Linked DNA regions of Homo sapiens: region 2 is linked to region 1. A link is an interaction called in ENCODE POLR2A ChIA-PET data of the cell type or tissue named here. Cell type or tissue: PC-9. All regions are shown on one strand. Links, peaks and the distances in the headings refer to the core of each region. The heading gives the core; the rest is flanking DNA. Region 1 overlaps CARD10 (caspase recruitment domain family member 10). Region 2 overlaps TPTEP2-CSNK1E (TPTEP2-CSNK1E readthrough).

Region 1 (5,365 bases), core at 244-5,243:
AGGGCCGGCACGTTCCCAGCCCTGGCCAAGAGCTCCTGCCAGGACCCCAGCCTTCCTGCCAGGACCTCCACAATCTTGACCCGCTCACCTTGAGGCAGGTGCCACCCTGGGCCCGCTGCAGCTGAACCTCCAGCAGAGCCTTGGTGCCCTCCAGGCTGGTGAGCGTTGTCAGCAGCTCATCCCGCTCCGCCTCCAGGCCCCGCACCTGCTTGCGGTACTGGTCCTTCTCGATGAGGCTCTGTGAGTACTGCAACTGGATCCGGTCACGGCTCTGGATGGCCTAGGGTTGGGGGAGGGGAGGCAGCAGCTGAAGGAGCCACCTTGGCCCAGCTTTCCTGGCCTATGACTTGGAGAATGGGGACAGTAAGGAGAATGGCAGCTATCACTTACTGAGCACTGTGTGCCGGGCCCTGAGCTAAATTATCAGCTCATTTAAATATCTTCACACTAACTGGCTAAGTTAGATACTATTAATATCATTATTCTCATTCTGCAGACTGGGGAAACCAAGCCAGGAGCGACAGAGCTGGGATTCAAATCGGGCAGTCCATCTGCAGAATCCAGGCTCTCACCATTTCACCAAGAACTGAAAACTTTTCCACGAGACCTGCTGTGTGCCAGGGGCTTCACTCCCAGCATCCCAGTCAGTGGAGAAGCCAGGAGTCAAACCCAGCCCACTGCATCCACAGTGAAGACCAGGGGCTCCAGAGCTGGGCCCATGGTCCAGACCTGTCACCCATGCCTCAGAGAGAGCCGGGGGCAGCCCCATAAAATGCAGATTCCTGGGGCCCACCCCAGACCACCTGAATCAGAACGTCCAGAGAATGAAGCCCCAAATTTGCACTTTCAAGCTTGCCAGGGGATTCTGAGGGCATTTCTAATATGCAGACTTCGGCTGGGCATGGGAGCTCATGCCTTTGATCCCAGCACTTTGGGAGGCTGAGGCAGGTGGATCAGTTGAGCCCAGGAGTTCAAGACCAGCCTGGTCAATATAGTGAAACCCTGTCTCTACTAAAGATACAAAAATTAGCCAGGAATGGTGGCATGCCTGTAATACCAGCTACTTGGGAGGCTGAGGCAGGAGAATCACTTGAATCTGGGAGGCCTCAGTGAGCTGAGATTGCACCACTGCACTCCAACCTGGGCAACAGAGCTAGATTCAGTCTCAAAAAGTAATAACAACAATAATATACAGACTTCAACTCCTCTAGTGGGATTCACACCTGGTTAAGGACAAAAACCTCCTGCCCTTCCCCGCTGCAGATGGAACCTCACACAAGGAGGCTCGGGGGCCTGGTGGCACTGGCCGGAGGTCCTCAGCCCACCCCACAACCTTGGCAGGAGACAAGGGTCATAGTGCCCAGGGACTGAAAGCCAAAACTTTTGAGAATTTCTTCATCGGCTTCTATTTGTAAGCACTCCCTCTGTGCTGGCCTTGTCTTTGAGATGGACAGAACAAGGGATTCAAAAATGAAGACACCAGGACCAGCTTCTGTAACTGCCACAGGAGCTCAGATGAGGCCAGTGGGTCCAGGGTGTAAGGCTGGTATCTCAAGGGCTCCAGGTCTCCTGTCTGGTTCCCCCAGCCTTTGTGCCCCGTCCTAACCCAACAGGGAGCGGCTAACGTCTCTTTCTACCATTCTAGTCCCCTCCATTGCTCCTTGTCTCCTCCCATATGGGAAGCAGCAACTGGCCCAGGGCCTCGTACACGCAGGCTGGGCTCACCTGGTCTCGCTCCTTCTCAATCTCCTCCAGTTGGGCCAGGACAGTGGCCATGCGGTGCTTGTACAGGTCACAGTCCTTCTGCAGCGTGCGGTGCTTGAGCCGCAGGTCTTCCATCTCCTGCAGGTACTGAGGGTGGCACGGGGCGGGGTCAGACCACAGGGCTGGGGACCATGAGAAAGCTAACCAGCAGGTGCCCAGGAGGGCCAGTGAGAGACGCTCACCAACAGTCTGAGACCCAATAACAAGTCCCCTCCTGCCCAGTGGAGTGGTCTGAGCCACTGACTTTACCTCACAGGCCCTCAACTGCCTAATCTGTAAAACGAGAAGAATGATCATCATTTCACCCATCCGGCCACCCTTGGCCTCCCCACTCAAACTGCAACCGGCCCCTTCCCCAGCTCTGCATCTCCCACGGTGCTCATCGCCTTTGACTACATGAAATAGCTGACGTGGGACTGTGTATCTCACATACTGCCAGTCTCCCCTGCTGGAGTTCCCCCTCAAGGAAAAGGCACCTTTGTTTTGCTCACTGCGGCATCTCAAGCGCCTAGAAGGGTGCCTCCGTCAACATCTGAGAACAAATGAATGCAGTTCTCAGCGCGGCGCCTGCGTCAAGCAGATGCTCAGGGAAGGCGTGAGCACACAGGCCCTGCCTGACACCCTCCCGCACAAGGGGCAGGGCACGGGCAGGGCCCCACCTGGTCGCGCAGCTCCTCGGCCCACTGCAGCTCCCCCTGCACGGCATGCAGCTTCTGGCACAGCTCCTGCCTGCTGTCCTGCGCCTCCCGCCAGTCATGCTCTAGGATGTCCAGCAGGATGCGCTCGGAGCCCGGGGCCCCCGGCCGGCTCGCCTCCTGGGGATCACAGGGCAGGGCCACCTCAGGGTCTGGCTAGGGGCCCACCCTGGGTGTGGGAAGGAAGGGGACACGCAGCTCTCAGCCCTCCAAACCCACCTGACCAGCTCTGCCATGCTGGCCCGGGGCCTCGACCCTCTCTGGATCTCTGTCTCCCCATCGGCAGAGTGGGTGTGGCCCCACAAGCCCTACCCACCCTCCAGGGAGTATCTGGGGTACAAGTAAGCTAATAAGCTAAGTGGAGAAGGGTGTGACTGGACAAGTTCACCCAGGATTATTCCTAAACAAGCACCAGGCACACACTCGTGCTCTGGCCCTCACCCACCATCCAGGGCAGCAGACGGAGGCCATTCCCAAGACCTACTCCCACCCCCATGACTAGGGGTCTTCAAGGGGCTGAGCCTGGCCCATACAGGTAGACCCTGGGCCCAAGATCTTGCCCCCAGACCCACACCCCAGCCAAGTGCCCCAACCCCATGAAACACACTGGCTCTCATCCCCCACTTCCTGTGTGGAACAATGGCCAGGAGGCAGGCCCATGCAGCTGCTGACCTGCCACTGACCTGCCGCAGGACACTAAGCAAGCCCTAGGGCCCCCAGGCCACACCCTCTACAAATCAAATTAAAGCTGGGGCCCTTTCCCCAGAAAAATGCTCACACTCAAAATCAGGGGGGCAGTTTTAGGGAGTTTGAGGACCTTCTGGAGGCTGCTCACACACCCTAGACCAGACAACCAGGGACAGCCACGTGCTAAGGGCCCTCAGCTCAGAGCTTCAGGCAAGAGGCTACCGGGACTCCATCCAGATCTCAGATCCCTGGTTCTGAAATCCTCAGCTTCCCAGGCCTTGGGAGGATAAGCAAACAGCAAGAGGGCCTGTTTTCCGGGTCTGACCCCCACCCCCACTCCATGTCCACGAGCCCTGGCCCTAGTACCTGCTGCAGGCCCTCCTGACCTCCCCGCAGCCTGTGCCCATGAACGCTGGCCCTGGTACCTGCTGCAGGCCCTCCTGACCCCCCCTCAACCCCCATGGCCACGAGGCCCAGCCCTGGTACCTGCTGCAGGTCCTTCTGACCTCCCCCGACCCCCATGCCCATGGGCCCCAGCCCTGGTACCTGCTGCAGGCCCTCCTGACCTCCTGCCAGCCTGTGCCCACAAGCCCCAGCCCTGGTACCTACCGCAGGCCCTCCTGACCACCCCCCACCCCCGTGCCCATGGGCCCCAGCCCTGGTACCTGCTGCAGGCCCTCCTGACCTCCTGCCAGCCTGTGCCCACAAGCCCCAGCCCTGGTACCTACCGCAGGCCCTCCTGACCACCCCCCACCCCCGTGCCCATGGGCCCCAGCCCTGGTACCTGCTGCAGGCCCTCCTGAGCCCCGCTACCCAGCCTGTGCCCAGAAGCCCTGGCCCTGCTACCTGCTGCAGGCCTTCCTGATCCCCCACCCCGCAGCCTGTGCCCACAAGCCCCAGTACCTGCTGCAGGCCCTCCTGACCACCCCCCAGCCTGTGCCCACAAGCCCTGGCCCTGGTACCTGCTGCAGGCCCTCCTGCAACTCCCGCAGTGACGCCGTCAGCCGCTGGTTCTCAGCACGCAGCTCAGAGACAAGGTCCACATTGTCTGGCTCCTTCTCCTTCTCCTTCTCCTTCTCCTTCTCCTCTGCCCCAGGGGGCGGGCCCCTGGCCCTTCGAAGCAGTGCACACTCTTCCTCCAGCCGACTCACTTTGAGCTTGAGCTGATCCACCTGGAGCCCAAGACATGGGTCAGCCCAGAGGGAGACACACTGGGAGCCACGGGTTACAGGGGTGGGAAGACCTGCTCCCTCACTCCTGGGTGCCTCCCAGATTCCCAGAGAAGCCGAAGCAGGAGTCCTCCCCAGGCTTGTCTATGAAAACAGGACAGGCTGGACAGATATAAAACAAACAGGGCTGAGGAAGGAGCAGTGGGTAGCAAGGCCAAGGACACCCTCCCAGGGGAATCCACTCTAAGAACTTGTGGGCGGACATGCTGCATCACGACACGCTGTCTGTCCCGCACTTCTGACACTGACTCCCGTCAATTTAGCCCAGTATTCTCATGGCAGAAAAGGAGGAGGGCCGCATCAAGAAGAAGTGGGGCCAGGCACAGTGGCTCACGCCTGTAATCCCAGCACTTTGGGAGGCTGAGGCGGGCCCTCAGTGGATCACCTGAGGTCAGGAGTTTGAGACCAGCCTGACCAACATGGTGAAACCCCGTCTCTACTAAAAATACAAAAATGAGCTGGGCGTGGTGGCACATGCCTGTAGTCCCAGCTACTAGGGAGATTGAGGCACGAGAATCATTTGAACCCAGGAGATGGAGGTTACAGTGAGCCAAGATTGCGCCGCTACACTCCAGCCTGGGCAGCAGAGCAAGACTCTGTCTCAAAAAAAAAAAAAAAAAAAAGAATAAGGGAAACCAGGCCTAACACTTTAGAAGGCCGAGGCGGGCAGATGGAGACTAGCCTAGTTAACACAGTGAGACCTCGTCTCGACAAAAAAAATTTAAAACATTAGTTGGGTGTGGTGGTGCGCGCCTATTATCCCAGCTACTCAGGAGGCTGAAGCGGGAGAATCACTTGAGCTTTGGGAGGTTGAGGCTGCAGTGAACCATAATCGTGCCACTGCACTCCAGCCTGGGCAACAGAGCGAGACCCTGTCTCAAAAAAAAAAAAAAAAAAAAGAAGAAGAAGGAGAAGGGGGTGAGGAGGAGGAGGGGAGGAGGAGGGAGGGGGAAGAGGTAGAAGGAGAAGGAGGAGGAGGAGAAGGAGAAG
Region 2 (5,365 bases), core at 77-5,076, 830 kb after region 1:
CAAGGGAGGATTTGGGGGGAGCAGGCAGTATCTCCACAGACCCACGCCCACCTCCTCCTCCTCTCCTTTGACCCGGTTCTCCTCTCCGTCGAGTGAGGACCCCCACCCCGGGCCCTCCTCCTCCCAGCACCTACCCCCAGCTGCTGCTGGCGCTCACCTGAAGCTTGCTGGCCGGCCTTCGAGATGCGAAGTGCGCACACCTGTGCCTGCAGGTGAGGACTCCGCTGGGGAGCGCTCCGGGAGGAGGGAGCCGGCCGGGGGCGGGGCCGCGACGTCACCGGCCCAGCCCCGCGCCGCTTCCCGGCCCCGCCCCGCCCCGCCCCGCCCCGGTTTCCCGGCCCCGGGGGTTTCGTGGTTCTCATGCTTGCGGGGTGAGGCGCTGGGACACTTCTCCCGGCACGCACGCCCCACATGGCCTGGGCCCCGGGCGTCAGCCGCGCCCGCCTTGGAGGCGCGGTCCTCCAAGTGCGGCCCTCCAAGTGCGGTCCTCGGGGGTGGGCGGACTGAAAGGGGAGGTCCCACTCTCCCAGATGAGCATCTTTCTGATCTCCCAGATCGGAAAGAGCTGGGATCCCCCACCCCACCTCCACCCCTGGGTTACTTAGAACTCTTGGGGCCTCGGACTTCAGGTTCAGATCACCTGGAGTAAGGGATGACCTCCGAGGGATGAGGAGCCTCCGAAAGGCCTGTTTCCTTCTCCTCGCAGCCCACTCTACTTCTCTCCGGCCCGCTCCAACACCTAAGAGAGAGATAGGGACATGGAGATCGGGGTGTTTGGGTCAAGTTATCTTTGGATCTGACACCTGCGCTCCGGAAACTTTCCATCTTCTTTGTATTATCTGAGACTGCTTGTATTTGGCAAATTTTTTTCTTGAAAATATCAGCCTGCTGGTGGTGGCAGAGATAAGGGTCTCCGCTCTGTCGGACAGGTTCCAGCTGCCCAAGAGTCGTAAATTAGCGTTTGCCTTAGGGCAGCAATTCCATTTCTGGAAATCTCTTCCAAGGAAGTCATGCAGAATACCTGTTCATTGTGGAGATCTTTTTATTTACTTTTTTTTTGAAGCAGGGAGGGTGTTGCTCTGTTGCCCAGGCTGGAGTGCAGTGGTGTGATCACGGCTCACTGCAGCCTCGAACTCCTGGGCTCAAGCCATCTGCCCACCTCAGTCTCCTGAGTAGCTGGGACTACAGGCGAGCACCACACCTTTCTAATTTTTCCATCTTTTGTAGAGATGGGGTCTCTGGCCAGGCGTGGTGGCTCATGCCTGTAATTCCAGCACTCTGGGAGGCAGAGGTGGGTGGATCACTTGAGGTCAGGAGTTCAAGACCAGCCTGACCAACATGGTGAAACCTCGTGTGTTCTAAAAATACAAAAATTAGCTGGGTGTGGTGGTGCATGCCTGTAGTCCCAGCTACTTGGGAGACTGAGGCAGGAGGATAGCTTGAACCTGGGAGGGGGAGGTGGCAGTGAGCAGAGAACGCACCACAGCACTCCGGCCTGGCAACAGAGTGAGATCCTGTCTCAAAAAAAAAAAAAAGGTGGGGTCTCACTATGTTTCCCAGGCTAGTCTTGAACTCCTGGGCTCAAGTGATGAACCTACCTCAGCCTCCCAAAGTGCTAGAGTTAGAGGCGTGAGCCACTGCACCCAGGCATTGTGGAGTTCTTTATAATGGGGAGGGTTGGGGCTGGTCTAAGTGTCCAGAGAAGGGGGTTCTTTAACAGAGCAAACACACGATAGAATATTATGCAAGCATTAAGTTATGTTTACAAACAGCTTATAATAATATGAGGAAATATGTTATAATATGAAGAGAATAAAAGCAGGATGTCAATGTGTGGTGACAGCAGGGTCACAGCTATACTTAAAAGCAAAACAATTTATGCACAAGGAAGAGTCTGGAAGGAAAATGTTCACTACGATTATTTCTGGGTGGTGGCACTATGAGGCTTCTTTATTATCCTTCTGTTTTCCTGCTTTTTCAACATCTAATAAGCTTATATCACTTTTATAAAGTTTCTTCATTTCTTTTTTTTTAATTAAAAAAAATTTTTTTTTGATACGGAGTCTTGCTCTGTTGCCCAGGCTGGAGTGCAATGGTGCAATTTCGGCTCACTGCAACCTCTGCCTCCCAGGTTCAAGCGATTCTCCTGCCTCAGCCTCCCGAGTAGCTGGGACTATAGGTGCCCGCCACCACACCCAGCTAGTTTTTTGTATTTTTGGTAGAGACAGGTTTTCACCATGTTAGCCAGGATGGTCTCGATCTCCTGACCTCGTGATCCACCTGCCTTGGCCTCCCAAAGTGCTGGGATTACAGGCGTGAGCCATCACATACGACCTAATTTTTGTATTTTTAGTCAAGGCGGGGTTTCACCACATTGGCCAGGCTGGTCTCGAACTCCTGAACTCAGATGATCCGCCTGCCTTGGCCTCTCAAAGTGCAGGGATTACAGACGTGAGCCGCTACGCCCAGCTAAGTTTCTTCATTCCTTAAAAAGTTCCCAGTTTCAGGGCACGGTGGCTCACACCTGTAATCCCAGCACTTTGGGACGCCAAGGCAGGTGGATCACTTGAGGTCAGGACTTTGAGACCAGCCTGGCCAACATGGTGAAACCCCATCTCTACTAAAAATACAAAAATTAGCCAGGCAGGGCGGCACACATCTGTAATCCCAGCTACTCAGGAGGCTGAGGCAGGAGAATTGCTTGAACCCATGAGGCGGAGGTTGCAGTGAGCTGATATCACACCATTGCATTCTAGCCTGAGTGACAACAGCAAAACTCCATCTAAAAAATAAAAATAAATAAAAACGTAAAAATAAAAACACAAAAATTAGCCAAGCATGATGCCGGGCACCTGTAATCCCAGCTACTCAGGAAACTGGGGCAGGAGAATGGCTTGAGCCCAGGAGGCGGAGGCTGCAGTGAGCTGAGATCACGCCACTGCACTTCAGCCTGGGTGACAGAGCAAGACTCAAGAAAAAAAAAAAGTTCCCATTAGTTGAGCACCTACTATAATCTAGGATAAGCCTCTTTCATGTAATCCTTGCCATAGTCCTGGGGTAGGAATTCTTATTTGTTCATGTTACAGATGAGGAAAGGAGGGTCTGAGAGGTTGATTCCCAAAGTCACATGTGTAGAAAGGGCCAGAGGCCTTTCTGTTCTAAGCCCAACAGGGCCTCTTAGGCAAACTCCTGGTTAGCCACCAGGCTAAAAGGCTACCAGCCCCCACTGGGCTAAAGGGAGTCAAGGAGCAGAGTTTGTTTACCCTTGGGCAACAGCTTCAAAAAAAGGCAGTGTGGAAGGAAACCACAGAGTGTGAGGGGCAGGAGTCTCACCCTGCCTTCTTCCTGAGGGGGAGCCCCTTCCTCCCACCCAGGGGGCTTTGAGGCTGGCAGTGCCAACCCAGAAAGGACCCAGGGAGGACAGAGCTTCCCAGAGTTCAAGCTGCAAGACTGAGAGGTCAGCTATCAGGCCCATCCACCAATAATGTAATATATATATTATACATAATATATATATTACATATAAATATATAATATATAAAAGTATATATAATTTATACATTGTATAAAATATATAATTTATATATTGTATAAATTATATATTTTATACAATGTATAAAGTATATATTTTATACAATATATAAAATATATAATTTATACAATATATAAAATATATAATTTATACAATATATAAAATATATAATTTATACAATATATAAAATATATAATTTATACAATATATAAAATATATAATTTATACAATATATAAAATATATAATTTATACAATATATAAAATATATAATTTATACAATATATAAAATATATAATTTATACAATATATAAAATATATAATTTATACAATATATAAAATATATATTTTATACAATATGTAAAATATATAATTTATACAATATATAAAATATATATTTTATACAATATATAAAATATATATTTTATATATAGCCGGGCACAATGGCTCAAGCCTGTAATTCCAGCACTTTGGGAAGCCAAGACGGGCAGATCACCTGAGGTTCTGGAGTTTGAGATCAATCTGGCCAACATGGTGAAACCCTGTCTCTACGAAAAATACAAAAATTAGATGGACATGGTGGCAGGAGCCTGTAATCCCAGCTACTCAGGAGGCTGAGGCAGGAGAATCACTTGAAACAGGGAGGCAGAGGTTGCAGTGAGCCGAGATTGCGCTACTGCACTCCGGCATGGGCAACAAGAGCAAAAGTCCATCTCAAAAGAAGAAAAGAAAATGTCAGTAGCTTTTAGTATATTCACAAGGTTTTGCAACCACTAATACTATCTAATTCCCCAATTTTTTTTTTTTTTGAGATGGAGTCTCACTCTGTCACCTAGGCTGGAGTGCTGTGGCATGATCTCAGCTCACTGCAACCTCCACCTCCCAGGTTCAAGCGATTCTCCTGCCTCAGCCTCCTGGGTAGCTGGGACAGGCACCTGCCACCATGCCTGGCTAATTTTTGTAGTTCCGGTAGAGATGGGGCTTCACCACGTAGGCCAGGCTGGTCTTGAACTCCTGACCTCAAGCAATCTGTCCACTTCGGCCTCCCAAAGCAGTGGGACTACAGGCGTGAGGCACCATGCCCAGCCTAATTCCCCAATATTTTTATTGACCTAAAAAAAACCCCCAGCTGGGCGCGGTGGCTCACGCCTGTAATCCCAGCACTTTGGGAGGCTGAGGCAGGCGGATCACGAGATCAGGAGATCGAGACCATCCTGGCTAACACGGTGAAACCCCGTCTCTACTAAAAACACAAAAAATTAGCCAGGGGTAGTGGCGGGCACCTGTAGTCCCAGCTACTCGGGAGGCTGAGGCAGGAGAATGGTGTGAACCCGGGAGGCACAGCCTGCAGTGAGCCGAGATCGCGCCACTGCACTCCAGCCTGGGCCACAGAGCAAGACTCTGCCTCAAAAAAAAAAAAGAAAAAAAAAAAAGAAACCCCATCTCCACTCGCAGTCGTTCCCCACTTCAGCCCTCCCCCCAGCCTCTGGGGACCGCTAATGGACTTTTGTCTCTGGATTTGCCTCTTTTGGACAGCTCATGTAAATGGAGACAGCGTCTGGCTTCTTTCACTCAGTGTCGTGTTTTCAAGGTTCATCCATGTTGTAATGTGTGTCAGGTCCTCCTTCCTTTTCGTCACCGAGTAAGATTCTAGACTGAGCCCCACAGTCTGGATTTAGTCGACTGCATCCTTGTTGGGGTTTTTTTTTTGTTTTGTTTTGTTTTTCTGAGATGGAGTCTCTGTCATCCAGGCTGGAGTGCAGTGGTGTGATCTCAGCTCACTGCAAACTCTGCCTCCTGGGTTCAAGCGATTCTTCTGCCTGAGCCTCCCAAGT

Evidence for each region. Peaks named below come from ENCODE experiments on the same cell type or tissue, not always from the same donor. Only the 100,000 strongest peaks of a DNase experiment are listed, where the experiment ranks them.
Region 2: POLR2A ChIA-PET joins it to region 1 with 7 read pairs; 1 of 35 experiments calls an interaction of 5 or more read pairs at or near these places.

The regions. Positions count from the first base shown.
Region 1 is chr22:37,506,104-37,511,468 of GRCh38, forward strand. CARD10 (caspase recruitment domain family member 10) reads right to left here. Exons shown (of 20, transcript NM_014550.4): 4 at 4,109-4,318; 5 at 2,424-2,579; 6 at 1,726-1,851; 7 at 89-280. Among named protein-coding and RNA genes, the nearest start is that of CARD10, 11 kb to the right of the region's middle. RefSeq lists enhancers at 2,022-2,850, 2,851-3,677. In PC-9, for the core only: a CTCF peak has its summit at 2,540; DNase peaks (open chromatin) are centred at 2,708 and 3,175; H3K4me3 peaks cover 882 bases; H3K27ac peaks cover 2,980 bases.
Region 2 is chr22:38,335,968-38,341,332 of GRCh38, forward strand. It overlaps TPTEP2-CSNK1E (TPTEP2-CSNK1E readthrough), which reads right to left. Exons shown (of 15, transcript NM_001289912.2): 5 at 641-739. Among named protein-coding and RNA genes, the nearest start is that of CSNK1E, 21 kb to the left of the region's middle. In PC-9, for the core only: no CTCF peak of the experiment used is centred there; a DNase peak (open chromatin) is centred at 244; H3K4me3 peaks cover 809 bases.